Linked DNA regions of Homo sapiens: all the other regions are linked to region 2. Evidence: chromatin loops called from intact Hi-C (ENCODE). Cell type or tissue: PC-3. All regions are shown on one strand. Links, peaks and the distances in the headings refer to the core of each region. The heading gives the core; the rest is flanking DNA. Region 1 has its middle 7.0 kb from the start of NAA20. Region 2 overlaps RIN2 (Ras and Rab interactor 2). Region 3 overlaps SLC24A3 (solute carrier family 24 member 3).

Region 1 (6,373 bases), core at 523-5,522, 180 kb before region 2:
TTTTTGCTTTTTTGAGACAGGGTCTCGCTCTGTCTCCCAGGCTGGAGCGCTGGCAAGATCTCAGCTCAGTGGAACCTCTGCCTCCTGGGTTCAAGGGATTCTCCTGCCTCCGCCTCCTGAGTAGCTGGAACTATAGGTGTGCACCACCACACGAGGCCTTTTTTTTTTTTTGAGACAGAGTCTTGCTCTGTCGCCCAGGCTGGAGTGCAGTGGTGTGATCCCAGCTCACTGCAACCTCCGCCTCCTGAGTTCAAGCGATTCTCTGCCTCAGCCTCCTTAGTAGCTGGGATTACAGGTGCCCGCCACTATGCCTGGCTACTTTTTTTGCATTTTTAGTAGAGACGGGGTTTCACCATCTTGGCCAAGCTGGTCTTGAACTCCTGACCTTGTGATCCACCAGCCTTGGCCTCCCGGAGTGCTGGGATTACAGGCGTGAGCCACCGTGACTGGTCTTTTTCTTTCTTTCTTTTTCTTTCTTTCTTTTTTTTTTTTTTTTTGAGAGAGGGTCTCTCTCTGTTGCCCAGGCTGTAGTGAAGTGGCACCATCTCAGCTCACTGCAACCTCCACCTCCCAAGTTCAAGCGATTCTCGTGCCTCAGCTCCTGAGTAGCTGGGACTATAGGCGTGTGCCACCATTCTCTATAAAGCCACATCAGTTTTTCAACTATATATCACCTAGTTGTTTGGTTTTAAGTCTATGATTGAGTGGATGTAATTGTCATTCCTGTTTCTTCTTACAGCTTTTCCCTTTCCATTCTTCATTCTGATGCATGTATGGGTTGGCTGGGTTTCTCTGCTGAGCTTTTGTTTGTTTGACTTTGCTGTGCTTTGTTTTTCCTCGGGCTCATGGTGCTGGTGCTCTATTCACAGAGCGCCCTTGTCTCTTAGGATGCTCAAGTGGAATATTGGCTGGATATTCCTGGATCCCATGTTCTCTCCTCCAAGATTTTGTAAACATCATTACTCCATTGTTTTCTGGTGTTTAAAGTTTCTGGGGGAGAAGAATAAGGCCAGCATGAGTTTTTTTCCCCCTTGTATCAGCGACTTAATTTATGCTGGAGTCTAATTATAACATTTCTAGAAATATAATTATAACACTTTCAGAAATAAAACATTTTTAACAGTGCATGTGTTTTAAACCTAGTGAATCTGACAATTTCAGCAGTTTAACACTGAAATGTACTAAAAACTTCAAAACAGAATCACTCATACATAGCTGATGGGAATATAAAATGGTGCAGCCCCTCTGGAAAACAGTTTGGTAGTTTCTTTACAAATTGAACATGCAAACATGCAACTATCACTTAACCCAGCAATTGCATTCCTGGGCATTTACCCCAGGGAAACGAAAAGTTACGTTTTTATCAAAACATCTGTATGAATATTTAAGCCGGAATCAAAAGTCTGTGTACCCTGTGATTCCATTTACATGGACATTCTTTTTTTTTTTTTTTTTTTTTTTTTGAGACAGGGTCTCACTCTGTTGCCCAGGCTGGAGTGAAGTGGCACCATCTCGGCTCACTGCAACCTCCACCTCCCAGGTTCAAGCGATTCTCCTGCCTCAGCCTCCCGAGTAGCTGGGGCTATAGGTGTGTACCACCACACCTGGCTAATTTTTATATTTTTAGTAGAGATGGGGTTTTGACATATTGCCTAGGCTGGTCTCAAACTCCTGGCCTCAGGTGATCCATCCACCTCAGTCTTCCAAAATGCTGGGATTACAGGCATGAGTGAATGTGCCCAGCCATTTATATGACATTCTGAAAGGGCAGAATTATAGGAACAGAAGAAAACAGACCAATGTTTGCCCAGGCTGGGACTGATCATGGTGGTGGCTACATGACCAAATGAGTCTGTCAAAATACATCAAATGTGTACTAATATGAGTCAATTTTACTTTATCAAACTTATACCTTAATAAATCTGACTTTAAACAGAAGAATCACCAGCACTTTGGGAGGCTATGGTGGGAGGACTGCTTGAGGAGTTGGAGACCAGCCTGGGCAACAAAGCGAGACCCCATCTTTACAAAAAAACAAAAACAAAAAAAAAAAAAAAAAAAAGGAAGAAGAAGAAGAAGGAGAAGGAGAAGGAAAAGAAGAAGAAATAGCCAGGCATGGTGGTATGTGTCTGTAGTCCCAGCTACTTAGGAGGGTAAGGCCAGGGGGATCCCTTGAACCCAGGAGTTTGAGGCTCCAGTGAGCCATGATTGCACCACTGCACTCCAGCATGGTGTTTTTAAAAAAGAAAGGAAGGGAAGGGAAGAGAGGGGAGGGGAGAAAGGGAGAAGGAAAGCTGAGATTGTGCCACTGCACTCTAGCCTGGGCAACACAGTGAGACACCGTCTCAAAAAAAGAAAAAAGAAAAGAAAAAGGAAAAGAAACCAATAAGCAGCAGTATCAGCATATTTTTAGAAGTATGGAGATAAATAATGGTGGGAGGGGAGGGGAGGGGACAGAAGGAAGGAAGGAAGGAAAGAAGGAAGGATCAGCATAGTCTTTCCATTTTTGTCACCATCATTTTAAGAAGTATATTTGAAAAGCATGAACTACGTTAAACCCCACAGTTACTTGGGCTTCTAGGACATGCTGTTATTGACTTCTGTTTCAGTGCATTTGATTTTATTTTTAGCCGGCAGTAAAACACTGTTTCTATCCCGGCTGCACATTTTCCCCTACATTAAAGATGACTCATAGAACTCTTTATTTATCATTCTACACAGAGTAATTTCTTTTACTGCTTAGTTGGAAAAAACTACAAGCTTTTACCACATTTAATGGCAAACATTTTCCTGCTCATTGAAACAAAACACCATGTGCTCTCTGTAAACAGTGCTGACCCAGATTCACATCCATCATTGCAAAATTCCACATTGAAAACAAGCAAACAGCTTGATGGTTCATCTGTTGTTGCTCTGTTTCTTTTCTTTCAGATTATATGGAAAGGACAAAGTGCACAGTAAATATATATTTTGATATATCCTAGGCAGCATACTTTACAATTAAACAGCTTGGATGTTTGGATGACTTCATATAAGAAATTTTTTATATAAAATAATAACTGGATAAGATAGATGCATTGACTCTGGCCTATCATTGTAATAATCTATTTTCAGTTTTGCTAACTAGGATGTATAAGTTCATTCACCATTCAAATGTAAAACTACAGGTTTCTTTCTTTATTATTTTATTATTTATTTTTTTTCTTATTAAAACTACAGGTTTCAATTAAACAAGGCAGGCTGCATTACCTATCTTTCCCCTACCAATACCTCACTAAAATGAGAATTAAAGAAAATTTAAAAAGGAATTTTTAAAAGGGCATACATCCATAGGAACAAAAAGAATGGAAGAGGAGACAGCAGCCAATGGGAACTGGTAACAAAATTTTGCGGGCTTGAAAACTCAGCAGACAGGAGAAAGCTAGATGTTAACCAATGTCAGGCGGAAAAGCCAGCAGGAAGCAAGGCAATCGATTCCCTATGCAGCGTCTGAGCGGGCTCAGGAATGAGCTCTGGCAGGTGTGAGTGAAGGGAGAAGATGAGCGCCTCACTCCTGGAGAGACCCAGAAGCCATGTCCCTGAGCCGTCAGAGCACAGGCAGCGAAAAGTGACGTTGAGACACTGCATTGGAAATGGGAGGAGGTGAAAGCTGGCAGACGGAAAGCTGAAAACCCACAGGCTCCTTGCCTGCTTAGCTCCTAGAACGCTGGCAACAAAATTTAACCCCACTTTGCACCCGGCGCCCGTAGGATACTGGAGAATTTTCTTGTGGGGAAACCACCTGACCCAGGAGAAAAGCCCCACAGGCATTGACATATGACCAGGCTGCTACATGGTCACCCTAAGGAGAGGACCACCATACAAGAAGGTTCAATCCTCACCTTCCATGATATGGAATCAATTATTAATGTCTAATATTGAAAAAGAGGCCGGGCATGGTAGCTCACGCCTGTAATCCCAGCACTTTGGGAGGCAGAGGTGGGTGAATTACTTCAGGTCAGGAGTTCAAGACTAGCCTGGCCAACATGGTGAAACCCCTTCTCTACTAAAAATATAAAAATTAGCCGGGTGTGGTGGCACATGCCTGTAATCCCAGCTACTCAGGAGGCTGAGGCAGGAGAATTGCTTGAACCTGGGAGGTGGTTTGCAGTTAGCTGAGATCGTGCCGCTGCACTCCAGCCTGGGGGACAGAGTGAGACTCTGTCTCCAAAAAAAAAAAAAAGAAAGAAAGAAAAGAAAAAGAAACCAATAAGCAGCAGTATCAGCATCTTTTTAGAAGTATGGAGATAAATAATGAATACACAGCTGGAGACGTAGTTTAGGGGAGGAGATAACAGAAATGGGATTGGGAGGAGGCTCAGGGGCTGCTGCCTTCCATTGCAAGTCTTCCAATATTTGATTTTGAAAACCATGTATTGTGTTTATTCTTTTAAAATCCTCCTTCCCCTTGAAAAACATAAGGCAAAATCATGTGAGTAAACCAGTGTCATCTGGAAAAACAAATGAGGGCTCAGGATTGTCCACAATGGTTACCTGGAGAAATGAAAGAGTTCTGCGAAATTCACCATACTTTCCCTTTGAAATTGTCTGCTGGGGATTCCACAGGAGCTTTTTCCAGCGATGTTTTAAATCATCCACTCCTTGCTCACCGAAGAGGTTTTATTAAACACATCTTTGTTTTTCGAAGTTGGTGAGTAAAAGGGTCTTATGATTAGTAGATTCTCAGGGAATGAAATGCCTTTAAAAGGAAGTTGGCTGTTCTTCTTCTTCTTTTTTTTGAGACAGAGTTTCACTCTTGTTGCCCAGGCTGGAGTGCAACGACACAGTCTCGGCTCATCACAACCTTCCCTTCCTGGGTTCAAGCCATTCTCCTGCCTCAGCCTCCTGAGTAGCTGGGATTACAGGCGTGCGCCACCACACCTGGCTAATTTTGTATTTCTAGTAGAGATGGGGTTTCTCCATGTTGGTCAGGCTGGTCTCAAACTCCCGACCTCAGGTGATCTGCCCACCTCGGCCTCCCAAAGTGCTGGGATTACAGGCGTGAGCCACTGTGGCCGGACCAGCTGTTCTTTAAGAAAATAAAAAAGCTTATAAACTTCCCATGTCACATGCAGACAATGTGACTAATTGTGCAGACTACATGACGACATCCGTGCGTGCACACACATGCATGTGCAAGCAGCTGGCCCGGACAGAGAGATCCCCCTCCGCTGCTCCTGTTTGCCCTCATACAGATGTTGGAGGTGAGAGAAGCCACTCTCCAGCAAACTCAGCAAAATCATTAAGTTTGACTTCAGCAATCCCACCTAATTTTCAGAATCTTTTCCCCACGCCCTTCAAGCCCCTTTTCCCTGTCAAAGCAAGAAGAACATAATTGAATATATATAATGAGGTAAAAACTTGGTTCCTGACATTTGTTTGTTAAGCCTTTTGTCCATAATGTAGGTGATTTTAAATGAAGTTATGCCTTACTCTTAGCAAAACAATTATGAGCTATTTTCTTCTCCTTTCCTGCAGGGTTCTAAGAGCAGCACACCTCCTACATTTGTGTATTTGTATCAGCTGCACAAATGCCAAGGCCCCAAATATACCTTGAACTAATGCTTCTCAAGCCAACTCTAATGTGCTCGTGAATCTTGTTAAAATGCAGATTCTGATCCAGCAGGTCTGCCAGGGGTCTGAGATTCTCACAAACTCCCAAAAGATGTGATGCTTGATCCGTGGACTATGGTTTTCAAGGCAAAACCCTAAACTATCTGTTCAATGAGAGTTTGCAATTTGTCAGGTCTCATATTTTCATGTGCTAGCGAAAAATAGAAGCTTTGTGATGTCGTAGCTGCTTCACTTACGTATTTTTTTCTGATTGGTTAAAGAGTCTCTAGCATTTTATTGTTTTCTGTAGTTTTTCTTTCAGTAGATAATAGATGCATAAGTCTTTTCTGCATATGATCGTACATCAATAGGCTGCAGAGAAAAATGGGAGTGAGAAAGATAAAATGGACGGAAACTGCAATCTGGTAAATAAATGCATTCTCTCATAATTTGTAGAAGTGGTGAGAAATCGGAAGCACGCACATCAGAAATAAAAAGAATTAATCACGTCAACCTCTGTATTCTTCTTGGTAAAGCACCAAGTTTTAAACAATAGTCCTGTTAAATGATATAAATGGACATATAAATTCGTGAATATAATAAAGTAAAAGGGGAAAAAGGTGGAGGAAAGTGGTTAAAATAATCACTGACTATAATTATGCTTTTACTTAAATAATAATTCCTTTTTGGGAAATACTATTTTAGACTCTTGTGCAGGCAGAGATGGTTCCTCTTAGGATTTCGATCTGCCCGTGACTGGGAAGCTAGCAAGACGTCTTTG
Region 2 (6,373 bases), core at 820-5,819:
GCCATCTGGGAGTCACAGAGCCAGCGATGACTATCAGAGGCCGCCTGCGTCCTTGGGAATGTGCTTGCCTTAGTATCCCCACTGGGCTCAGCCACTGGCTTAGAAATTTAGTGATGGATTAGAGAGCACAGCAGGTGGTGCCCTCGGCCAGTCACGTCCCCTTTAGTTGCAAATCTGCAGATACATTCTCACCACCACACAGTGTACGGATGAAATGCATTGAAATAGGTGAAGCCCTTGGAACACTGCCAGGTACATGGCGAACACTGTGTAAGATCTGCTATCATTATTATTATAATTGTTATTATTCATTGCTAGAAACATTATCTGTATGGTAGAACCAATACATGCATTTGTTTTTGTTTGTGTTTTGCTTTGTAGCTATCTCCTATAAGAAGGAGAATCCATGTATTTTAAAAGTCTATGTCTAGGGTGATATGAACTATTACTATTTAACTTTCCATATGTATTTATTGTATCTACTACAATAAACTTGCAGAATATAGCTCTTATATTTCTTTGTCCTCCCTGGAACACTTACTGTATATCCAAGCTCATTGTACCTGCTCAACGAATGTTTGCTAAATAAACGATGGGTTCAAATGTATCAGGGAAATTACACTGATATAATCTCAAGTACTTGACGGGCTTAACTTTATCTTTGAAATCAGTTCATAAAACAATCTCGGTCTACTCTTCCTATTCAGTCACACCTATTTATTTTCCCAATACTTTAAAATAAAAAGTTTCAAACAGAGTGAAATTGAAATAATTTTTCAGTGAACACTCACATACACACCACCAAGATTTTACCACTGACATTTTACAATATTTGTTTTATCCATATTTTTCCATCTCTACCTCCCTCTACGCATCCCTCAATCCATCTTACTTTTGGTGCATTTAAAAGAAAAACTTGGATGTCTGTACTTCCCACTAAATACTTCTAACATACATATCACTAACTAGAATTCAATTTTTTCAGGTTAAAAAATGTTAATGTAAAAATTTATGTTACGTTTTTAGACGAACGAAACTACTTCCAAGCACCAAGTACCAGACATCTCCTTGCTGAGAGCAGTTGGCAGCTTCACATTTCTAAGGTGAATTGGGTGCCCTGGGAGGGTGGAGTATCTACCCGGAGTGTGGCATGCTGGGGCATCTGTGTACTTCTAGAAGAGGCTGATGGTCATGGGTTGGGGTCTCCCAGAAGCAGACTTGGAGACAGAGTTTAGGGTACAAGAGACTTATTAAGGAGCGCCCGTGGGATCAGTGCCTGTGGAATGGGAAGGAAGCAGGAGTGGACACGGGGACATGGAGATGAGGTTCAGGATTCAGGATGAGTCAACCTTATAGGGGTGTCCCGAGGTGGGGTGAGATGGCTATGCCATTGTACCCCCACCAGCATCAGTCATCGCTGGATGTGGGTATCCCTGGGCATGGCATGACCCTTGCCTAGGCAGCCCCCTTCAGCCAAGGTACCCCTGCAGGGGCTGGTGGCAGCTATAGACTCCCCATGGTCAGCACTCCCAGCAGCCGGGCAACAAGTCCCTCCTTAAGGGGCATCTGGTGGTGCATCACAGTGTCCACCATGCTAATGATACTGCATTCATTTTAGCAACACATCATGTGGCAGTTGTTCATGCTTTATTCCACAGCAACAGGAAATTCCGGCCCAACCTCATTGAGAGTCCTGGAAACTGAATGACTGGCCTTGAGTAGGTTGTGATAAACATTTGCTGGTATGTTATGCACTGTGGGACATGACATTGGAAAGGGCTGAGGCTTGTGGCTGATGGTCATATTATTAAGGTATCCCTCATGTGGCAGGAAGATGCTACACCTGAGAGTGCAGGGGGTCTTCACCAAACTGCACAAGAATGAAGCATGAAAGAGAGGCCAAGAAAGGATTCTAAGGTCATGCCATGTAAGTAAAAGAAGATTTGAGGCCTGGCATAAAAGTTAATGAAAAGCTAGCTTGGCTTTAGAGAACTTGGTAAAAAAAAATGTGAAGCTAGTTAGAGAAACCAGCAGTCTCATGACCTCACACAGTCATCAGGATTGGCCTTGGCTAAAAAACAAATGGTTTCATAAAAATGATATTTTAAAATGCAAATTTCATCCTACTCTCCCTTCCTTTGGAAAATATGTCTTCCTGAGGTGGACTGCTATCATTTGGGTATCCCCCAAATCTTTTGATCACAATCCGTATTTTGATAGTGTCGTTCAGGATAATTTCTGTCTTTCCAACATACGATGCAAAAATAAGACAACAGAAACCTCATTTTCTGGCCTCCTTGCTGCTGGGATATGGCTACGTGATTTAGATTCTACCACGCAGATGGGCTCCCACAAGGCTTTGTTGGGAACTGAGTGATGCAGGGAATGAGACAGAGTCAGGGGCATCATTTTGTGGTCAGGGGCCATGGCAGAGCTGGAGTTGCTCTGAGCAGCAGCCCTGAGGGGGTCTCCCAATTCAGCAGCTTCCTGACCCCTTCCGTAGTGGCCAACCCCTTGGTGGGCTGATTCTGGTGGGCCATTCTGGGAGTCACTTGGGAAGCCCAGCCTAAACCCCACTGCTTGATCCATCCCTTGACTTTGGGAACTCTGTTCCTCAGTACCCCTCCCTGCCTAAACCAGCTAGAGGCGATTCTCTAGTATGCATCTAAAAACCCTGACCAATACATTTCCTATAGTCACAACAGTGGATTTTTGAACTTTTTAAGCCGGCACACTTTCATCAAACACAACAGCCTATAGAAGCCCAGTATACAACGTAGATGATATACAAAATTGTTCTTCCCACCCTCCTCACTCTAGAGCTCTCTGTTGCTCCTGTGAACTCACCCCTGGGAGAAAGCATAGTTATTACAGAGGGTCCTTCATATACTGGATTCAATCCATTTTTTTTTCTTTTTTTGGCTTCATCTCCTATCATGCCCCCAAAGTCCTACAAATTAATAAGTTAATCCAATTTGCAAGCACGCCATACAACTTTGGGTTTCCATAACTGCTCATCTTCTCTTCTGTCTTCCTGGGATGTCTGTCATGAGTAGATCTGCCAGGAAAATGCTCATGTACTCTTCAAGAACCCAATCAATCAGAACCTCCATGAACCTCTCACCCAAAGCGTCCCATCATATAGGTGGCAATTTCAGTAGCCTCTTAGCATTCATGAGCCTACTATTTCCAGAGGTAGCTATTATTCTCTGCTGAGGATCCCAGGTAATCTGCATGTTTGCTGAGGCACAAATTTGAATCATTAGTATATTAAACGTGGTGAAATGCCCTGGCTTTTCCTTTCCTTCCACCCACCCTATCAACCAGGGCTTCACATGAGCCAAACCAAGCCTAGCAGGAAGCCAGTTAGCAAAGGGAGCCTCAGACGACGTAGCCGGTTGGACCATCCCAATGATCATACAGAGCAGAACAAGCAAAAATGGACCTAGGATGGTGGAGGAAATGATCAGCTCTGCAGAACTTCCTAGGAGTCAGCAAGATCACAGGGAATGGGACACTCGGTTAGAATGCAACCAAGAGATGGCATATTTTATCATGTTCCATTCATAAGAAACATATTTTTTCTTTTCTTTTGGAGAGTACTAAGCTGTCTCTGTTAAGTCAAGGACAAATAAATCTATGCACCTACATAATGGTTTTCATATTAGAAGATAATGGAGATGAATGGAGGAATAGAATAAAAGGGCTACTGTGATGACAGGATGCCACAGCCACCATCAACGCAGGAAGTGAGTGATTCATTCCTGCTGCAGAAATCAGGCAGAAAGACAGGTGGCAGACTCAGCTGTCCGCACATATTCTCATAGTGTCTCTGTGATAAAAACCATTTCTGACACACACTTGACCTAACTTGTGGGCAGATTCAGCCCTCAGAAGGATCAGAAAGCTGTGGGTGGAGCTGCTATTCTCAACTTACTTCCGATTCACGGGGAGGAACTGATTGGGGAAGTGGAAGTGAGAGGCATTGTAAGAGGAAATTCTTATGTCATCCTTATGTTCACAAAAGCTAGGAATGGGAAACTCAGTTGTGCTGATAAATTTTGTGGTTTACAAACAGAGATTTCACAAAGTTTAAAGGTGAGTTGGAGTCTATAAAAAGTGCCCTCGTTCCCATCAAACAGAATGGGAAGTTCTTGAAAATGGGGTTCTGACACCACAAATAAGTCAGTAGCTAAGAGGGAGAGGTATCACAAGCAGGTGAGTCTGCACCTTTGCAATGAACTCACAGCTGGGCAGCATGCAAATATGGGTAAGGGCTCTAGAGGCTTAAGTGTACCCCAAACAGTGTGCTGGATCTGTGTGAATAATGCCTAGAAGCCTACAGCCCAGGAGAAGGGTATTTTACAAATAAAACAAAGCTAAATAAAACCATAAAATACCTTTTTAAAGGTACTTTTGGAACACAATGTGGTTGACTAGCAGCAAAAAAAAAAAAAAAGAAAAAAAGAAAAGCAAACCTACTAAAGTCCTTGACAATGGGAGCAATTAATTTACATCAGCTGAACACCTAAAGGCTGTAAGACAGGAAGAGGAGACCAGCATTAAAAAGCGGGACTGGATCCTGAAGTCAATTTGGCGGTCATAAGGGCGTACCTGGATCTTCTATAGGCATTTTCTTTTCCAATCTGGAGGACTCACTGCCACACTATGGTTATAAGTTAAATGCATGTGAGATTATTTGTGATCACCTTCAAGCACTCAGGAGAATTAAAGAGGGCTGGACAAAGCTGGTAGATAATGTTGGTCCTTGGCTTCAAAAACAGAGAAGGCAGTAGACTTCTCCAGCTATGAAGCTGTGGGCTCCAGGGCCATTTGAGAGATGATTGCTCTTGGAATTCTTTGCAAGATGGTGTATCTTAGCCAAAACGTGGTCAAGCCCAGGGTCCAGTTTGGGTTTCCCAAGACAAGCTATGTCAGTTTAGCCATATTCCTTATGTACTTCGCAGGGCTATTAGACTAGAAAATTAGAAAAAGGCGGGGTGTGGTGGCTCACGCCTGTAATCCCAGCACTTTGGGAGGCCGAGGCAGGCAGATCACCTGAGGTCAGGAGTTGGAGACCAGTCTGGCCAACATGGCGAGACCCCATCTCTACTAAAAATACAAAAATTAGCTAGGTATGGTAGCACATGCCTGTAATCCCAGCTACTCGGGAGTCTGAGGCAGGAGAATCACTTGAACCCAGGAGGCGGAGGTTGCAGTAAGCTTAGATTGCACCACTGTACTCCAGCCTGGGCAACAAGAGCGAAACTCTGTCTCAAAAAAAAAAAAAAAAACCCAAAACCAAACGAATAGAAAAACCACCACCACCACCACCAACAATAACAAAAATAAAATTAGAAAAAAACTGTTGCATGGATCTGAATTTCAAATAGGGAGTTGACAAATAATGACACCTTTTTAGCAAGAAAAAAATTTGTGCCTAAGAGGATGACAAGAAAATAGTTAAATGCCTGCACACAGGAGCCACAGTTGATGGATTGCCACCAAACAGGAGTAGGCCCCAAGATTCCCTCCGTGCCTGTCCTGCGCAGGATGTTTGCTAAGAAGTTAAACCAGGATAAGGATTGAACAGAGGTTAAGCTAATAGATGACTTAAAGCAGAGAGAATGACAAATCTTATAAATCAGTGTTTCCTAAACACCAGTCATTCATGTACTGCCTTCCCAATGCTTGCTGCCAACTATCAGACAGGATTGTGAATTTTCCTTAAATTTACTCTCTTTTCAACTTGAATCTATAGCAGAAGAAGCTAATGGATATGATGTGCTAATTACATCCTTGCTATGGCTCCATGACTATGAAAACAGGGAAGGGCCACCCCAGGGAATCACTAAGAGTGTGACTTTGAGCAGTTACTTAGTTACCCGTGCCTTAGTTTCCTCATCTGTAAAATGGGTATTGAATGAAATAGTTCATGAAAAAGCACTTCTTAGCACAATGTGTGTAATATAATAAATGATTAATAAATGCTAGCTATTCTCATAATTATTTATTATTAGAATTTTTTTAAAATCCTGGTTTACTAAGGTCAAGATAAAATGTATTCATGCAAATAGTCACTCACCTCCTTTTACAGAGTACATTGTTTAGAAATTAACAGCATACTAAATAAATGCATGCAAAGCACTTTGCAAGTTATTGTTAAAAATATTAACCATAATAATGCATATATTAGCATGAGCAACAAAGATTGACTATAAATCATACTTTTATGCTATAAACTGAATTCATAAGAATTGAAAAATGAAATAAAATTATCACAAAATGCTAATCTGAGTTCCAGCTAAAAATCTTCAGGGCTATACCTACAATCATTGTTGTAACATGCTTTGGAAAGATAGGACCAGATGAA
Region 3 (6,373 bases), core at 722-5,721, 140 kb after region 2:
AATATTTCCTGTCTTAAACCATCAGGGTTGTTTCTTAATTTATTTTCAGTCTCCCTCAAATTAGAATAAAGTCTATGAGAACAGGGGTCTTCTCACTTGTTTAGCACCTGATTGAAAGGCAGGGATAGTGCAGGGCTTATATTGCATTTTCAGTAAATATCAGTAACAGTAGTAGTAATAATGTTATTATGAACAATCTAATCAGACAGACCAAAGAAAATTACTTGGTTTTGAGAATCTAAGGCTATCCAATTTACAAGTACAGAGTAAAGCAAACAAACAAAAAAAATAGTAAGAAAAGAGAAGTGTTTTCCTATTAGCTGCTATGAGTCTTGTTAGATTTAAGCTTTGGAGATGGTCAAGTGAATGATGAGAACATAGAGACTGTGCTTGCTTTGTAAATCAAGAAGCCTGGCTGAGAGTTGTTTGGAGAGGGGCTTCCAGATGCTGCAGAATCCAGGATATGGCCAGCTCTTTGGATCCCAAATGCATCCTGGAATTTGGCACATTCCTAAATCCCGCAATGTGCTGATAAGGCATTTACCCATGTGGAACCTCCTAGAATCCCCTCAACGGCCTTCCATATGGCTGATGCCCTCAAACGGACAGAGTAACTCGGTTTAGTTTAAAATACACACCCAATCAAAGATTACGAAGAAACACAGGAAGAGGAAGAGAAATGATCCCAACTTGGCTCTTTCACATTCTTCAGAAAATAAAAAAAAAGAGGGAAGAAAAAAATGAAGTCAGAATTTACGAGTGCAAGAGCTTGGAAAATGATATTGATTAGACAAAGTTGTAAGAAGTGTAAGTTAGTGCCAGTGAATTTTGAGTTTTTATCAACTGCTTTAAAAATTTCTGACTGGACACTGGGAGGGCATTATATCTGGAAAACATCATTTTCAATGACATATATGCTTTCTTTAAGTTATTGCCCCTTTGTAACAACAGAACCTTAAAAGCAGAAATTCAATGAGCATTATCTGAATCATATATTTAAATGTAATGCAGCAAATATAACAAATATAAAGGTGTTTTTTAAAAATGATTTTGAGGAACAAAGGCAGTCAAATAAAGATCACCCACATTTTAGCTGGTCTTAATTTTCCTTTTTTTTTTTTTTTTTTTTTGAGACAGAGTCTCACTCTTTTGTCCAGGCTGGAGTGCAGTGGTGCAATCTCAGCTCACTGCAACCTTTGCCTCCCAGGTTCAAGTGATTCTCCTGCCTCAGCCTCCTGAGTAGCTAGGATTACAGGCGTGTGCCACCATGCCTGGCTAACTTTTGTATTTTTAGTAGAGATGGGGTTTTGCCATGTTGGCCAGGCTGGTCTCCAACTCCTGAACTCAGGTGATCCGCATCCTCCCTTTGCATCCCAAAGTTCTGGGATTACAGGCATGAGCCACCACGCCCAGCCCTTAATTTCCATTTCTGAATAAAGGGTTTAAAAAGGTTTCCTTTCCTCTTTGAGTCAACAACATTTCTGGACATTTTTCCATCTTCTGCTCTATTACCATTGGGTCAAAATAGAGCAACAAGGGGGATAGGTTTATTCTTCATTCATTCATTTAATAAATATCTGTGAATGTCCTCTATGCCATTTTGTGCCAGGCACTGCTGCAGGTCCTGGGGGTACAGCAATGAATTAAGAGAAAAAACTTCCCTGACCATGGACCTGATGTGTTGGTGATTACCTGATTTCACAAAAGTCAGCCAGCAACTGAGAGCTGAAGCCAGGGGCCGGAGCTGGCCCGTAAGCATGATAGTATCCCTTTGAGTTGGACTTGGCTTTAACAAGCAAAAGGATTTGTTTCTAAATTATGTTCCTCAGTCAGCTTTGAAGAAAGCTGAATTCTATCAAAGAGAGAAAAAGTTATTGCACAGTATTTTAGACCTAGACCTAAACATATACATTTGTTCCGATAATATCGGCAATAAAAATGTACACTGTTTTAAAGTAAAAAATACAGAAAAAACATAATTTTGCTTTGGAAAAACCTACTTATATTTTGGTGTATTTCCTTCTAGTTTTTCTTTCCCATGGAAATGTGTTTACCTACATACACATGAAAAGGTTTCTTTTGCTGTCTGTCAACAATAAGGCTTTCTTCACCCAAGAGATAACAATAGCTGCACGTTTATATGTATGTATGTGCATATACCAAGTGTAGATGTATATGTGTATATTGTGTGTATATAACCTATAATATAGTATATACATATATAAACATAAATATGTTAATATCTGCACATATATTATACATGCATACAATATATTAAGTGTACACAGTATACATGTGCATGTTAACACTATGTTATATCAATCTTAAATTGCACACTGTACATATATGTACATATATGAACTCACAACAGTATTCACATACTCCTAAATAATTACTTTCTTGGTAATCATCATACCCATTATAGTCAAGTCCTGAGAGAAGAAAGCACTGTGGCTGGGTGCCAGAAACAGGGTACTCATGCCTTGCAGAATGACTATGAGAGAGAAAAATGTCCTCATCATGTGGACGGATCTTTTTCAGTCCACAGGAACTTGACTTGATAGGAACCCATCTGGGGCTCCCAGAACTGACTCCCTGGCTTCTCAATGCCCTCTGCTGGCCGGAAGCACCCGACAGGCTTCTCACCCATAAGCAGAGGCCTGCCTGCCCCAGGAAGCGGGCCTGGCTGGACATTCAGTCCCCTTGCCTTAAAATGGAGTTCCTAATTCTGGGCCTGGGATTCCTTAGCAGCTGGTGGAGGGGAAGAGACAGTTGTAACTGGGGGAGCCCACTCTTTTCAAAGGCAGACCCGGGCTCTGAATCAGGCTTTCCCGCATCTTAGAAGAACTGGGAAGATTGCTGAGTGCCTCTAGGTCTCTAGCCTCTCCGTGCTCCAAGTGTGGCACACAGACCAGCAGCGTCAGTGTCACAGGATGGGGGGCAGCCGGTTCTTGATTAGCAATGCAGACTCGGGCCTCACCCTAGACCTCCTGAATCAGAACGTGCATTTCATTAAGGAAGCCCTGGTGAGAAGGGCTGCTAGAGAAGAACTTGGAATTCTGCTTTCTATCTTGGCAGCTGGGAGCCCTTGAATGACATGGAGACCCCACGGGATGGTACGACCACACAGAGTATCGTCTCTTCTCTCCTGTCTGTGCTTCAGGAAGGACACAGGAGGGGATGTGGGGTTCCTGAGCCTCAGGTGAAGCATCTGTTGGGGGTGAGATGCCTGCAGCCATGTCTCCTCATACACAGGAGCCCAGAAGGTGTGGCTGGAAGGTCTGAGGCCTCCATCATCTGCAACCTAATCACAGTGAGACAGAGGGTGGCGAGCACGAGTTTCAAAGACCTTGAAACCCCACAGTTAGCTCTCATCCAGGAGAGAAATACGGAACCAGGGATCTGAAAGGGGTGCTTGGTCCCAATCAGTAACGAGGCCCAGGCACTGGGCCAGACTTGGTCTCATCTCACACACACATCTTTCATTGTCCCCTGGAGGGGTGCACTTGGGGATTCTGGGCTCCCAAGATGCTAACATAGAACTTGGTCACTTACAGAACTTCCACTGGCTCGACTGTTTAATTAGTGAAAGATTTTAGCGAAATAAGCATTACTGGAGCTTGGTTATGGCCAGCTAATGGCGGACTCTGAAAACAGGGGTTGAGTAAGTGGAATTCTAGACACAGGTCCCTAAGATTCTCAGGGTCTGTGAGTGGGATGAGCTATCAGCCTCGTGATTCTGCTGTGTTGTATGGCACAGTTGACCTTTAGGTAGAGAGATTGTGCAGGTGCCTGATCTAGCTGCAAAGAGTCCTCAAAAGCAAAAGGGGAGCCAGAGAGATTAGGAATGATGGCGGGAAGAGCTCCACACATCCAGGTGAAGGTGGAGGGGCTCTGTGGCTTTTAGGAACAGTGGGACATCCCCAGCTGACAGCCATCAAGGACCTGCACAGCCGCAATGAACCGGTGCCTGGTAATGATTTCTCCCAGAGCCTCTGCAAAGGAATGTAGCCCTGGCTACACCTTCATTACGGCCTGTGAGACAGAATCCAGCAGGACTTCTGACCTACAGAACTGTAAGCTAATCAGAGGGTCTTGTTTTGAGCTGCAAAATATGTGGCATTTTGTTATGCAGCAACAGAAAATGAATGGAAGGGTTTACAAGGGAGGAAAGGAGTGTTTTGCCATTTAATCCTTAAGATGTTTTTGTCTTGGTTGATAGGAAAGGTTGCCAAGAAATATATCTGATGGTGGCAAAATGGATAAAGAACGAGTGTACATTTTTTCTATGAAGATAATGTACTAACAAGTAATGATTTAGCTTTGGGTGGGAGGTAAGGGACCTGGGGGAATAGGAATCTGGATGAATATTTTCTGATAAGTTCTTGAAGAGGCTGAGATCTTGGGTGCCCTGAGTGGGCACAGGGGCATCTCTGGTTCAAGTTTTACTTGCTGTCCTCTGGACAGAAAGGAGCTCCCCTGGAGCACAGCAAGACCCTGCGCATCCAAAATTAACACAGGACTCTGACACTCGGCACCATGTCCTATCATTAAATGGGCTTTCAAGTCAATCAAACGTTTCTTCAGATAATCCTGCACATTCAAACATCCCGAAGAGGTTGCTGCACATGTATACTGAGCCTCACACACTTGACAGTCCATGTGAATCAAACTAGTGTACTCTTCCCTGAAACAGCCAGAAGCTTCTGGAAGGTCCAGCAAATAGGCTGAATTCTTTGGGCTTGGACCACCTGCTCTGATAATGGGTGGGGTGGGGTGAAACAGTTTCTGGAACAACCAAGTCCTTGTTGGAGGCAGCAGTTGGGAGAGGAGGACACCACCCTGGTGGCTGAGGTCCTGAAAGCTTCTTCAGGCCTTGGCATCCACCAGGCTGGCCTTGGCAGGACAGCTCTCCCGGCTAGGTGCAATGGGATGGGTGGAGGTGAGTGACGTGCCTCTCCTTTTGTGCACCAAGCTGCCTTGCCCACACGGGTCATGGGCATTTCTTCCTTCATACCAAAAGTTCCTGCAGAACAGCTAAGTAAGATAAGACCGTCCCCTGAAACCAGCCCAACTGTCCCATAGAACTGATGCTTATAGTTTCTTTTGAATTAATATAAAAACTGACTCTCTCTCAGCTTTAAAACTTGCGAAACTTACATTTGTCTTCCCTGAGCTCTTTTCTCAGGAAATGGACCCTTAGGCCTCCCAGATGGCATCAAGGAACTGAAACTCACCAGATCATTGTGTCTGGACAATGAGGAGTCAGATCTCTCCTTCATCGTGATGCCTGATGGACTGCCTATTTCCTGCGGAGCAATTCCTCTTCCTTACTTCTCCCTAATTCCTGCTTGCTGGAAGGTAGCTACATTCCTTCCCTGCTATATAAATCCCCAATTGCAGTTGGTCAGCGAGATGGATTTGAGACTGATCTCCTATCTCCTCAGCTGCAGCACCTGATTAAAGCCTTCTTCCCTGGCAATATTCGTTGTCTCAGTGACTGGCTTTCTGTGTACTGATGAGCAGGACCTAGAACAAATCCCTGACATTTCAGTAACACTTCCACAAAACAGAGTTGGTTAAAGAGCTCACATTTCAAGCAATGATCATGGACCCCCATCTTGGCCATCTTTGAACTTCTACAACAAAGTCCTGCCCAAAGGAGACTTGATATACATAGTCTCATGTTCATACAGAGATTTTAAAAAATTGAATGGTAAAAAGATAATCTAAGTCAAGGGCATCTACTCAGTGGCTCAAAATAGCTCCCAACCCCAGCCCAGACATAGAACCTCTTACAGGGGGTGTCGAATGGTGTGTACGGTCCTTCATCATCATCCTCGTCCTCCTCTTCCTCCTCATCATTCTCATTGTCCTCATTTTCATTCTCTGTTTCGTTGCCAGCCTCAGCCACAACATCGTCCCTCCGTGTCCCATTCACGCCCCTGTCTGGGGCACTGCTGGGCCCTGTCCCATTCTCCACGGTGTGCTTAATTGGGATTTTGATGGCCACCTCAGATTCCCCGTTGGTATAAGCCCTGCTGTTTATCAATCTTTGTCTCTGGAAAGAGAAAGGCGCACTCTTACCACGGTCAGAGGGATTGCAAATACCTTACACTCAGAACATGAGCTGTTGGGATCTTTCCCTGGCAGCTGACGATATGCTTCCAGAAGACCCTGGAGTCAAGTTTTAAGGGGCCTCTCAATGTGATAACCAACTCCAGACAACTTCCATCTGGGAGGAAAGATTAGTCTTTTATGACCCATCAGAACTTGCAAATCCCTTTAGAGGAAAGTTCTTAGGGGATGTGCAGTTCCTTGACACTCTGTGCACTGTGATGTCATCTTTCTTCCCCAGACTGCAGGAGTTCCT

Evidence for each region. A loop is a pair of places that touch in the nucleus more often than their neighbours do. Peaks named below come from ENCODE experiments on the same cell type or tissue, not always from the same donor. Only the 100,000 strongest peaks of a DNase experiment are listed, where the experiment ranks them.
Region 1: a loop joins it to region 2, with 3 times the contacts of the local background. A loop is called at or near these places in 2 of 110 quality-filtered maps.
Region 3: a loop joins it to region 2, with 8 times the contacts of the local background. A loop is called at or near these places in 4 of 110 quality-filtered maps.

The regions. Positions count from the first base shown.
Region 1 is chr20:20,007,206-20,013,578 of GRCh38, reverse strand. No RefSeq gene overlaps it. Among named protein-coding and RNA genes, the nearest start is that of NAA20, 7.0 kb to the left of the region's middle. In PC-3, for the core only: no CTCF peak of the experiment used is centred there; a DNase peak (open chromatin) is centred at 2,738; H3K4me3 peaks cover 872 bases; H3K27ac peaks cover 1,102 bases.
Region 2 is chr20:19,825,897-19,832,269 of GRCh38, reverse strand. The region is part of intron 2 of RIN2 (Ras and Rab interactor 2); the gene reads right to left. Among named protein-coding and RNA genes, the nearest start is that of RIN2, 71 kb to the right of the region's middle. RefSeq lists a silencer at 3,680-3,849. In PC-3, for the core only: a CTCF peak has its summit at 3,792; DNase peaks (open chromatin) are centred at 3,899 and 5,569; H3K27ac peaks cover 3,498 bases.
Region 3 is chr20:19,684,788-19,691,160 of GRCh38, reverse strand. It overlaps SLC24A3 (solute carrier family 24 member 3), which reads right to left. Exons shown (of 17, transcript NM_020689.4): 12 at 5,800-6,061. Among named protein-coding and RNA genes, the nearest start is that of RIN2, 70 kb to the left of the region's middle. In PC-3, for the core only: a CTCF peak has its summit at 2,615 (motif pointing left); a DNase peak (open chromatin) is centred at 2,570; H3K27ac peaks cover 367 bases.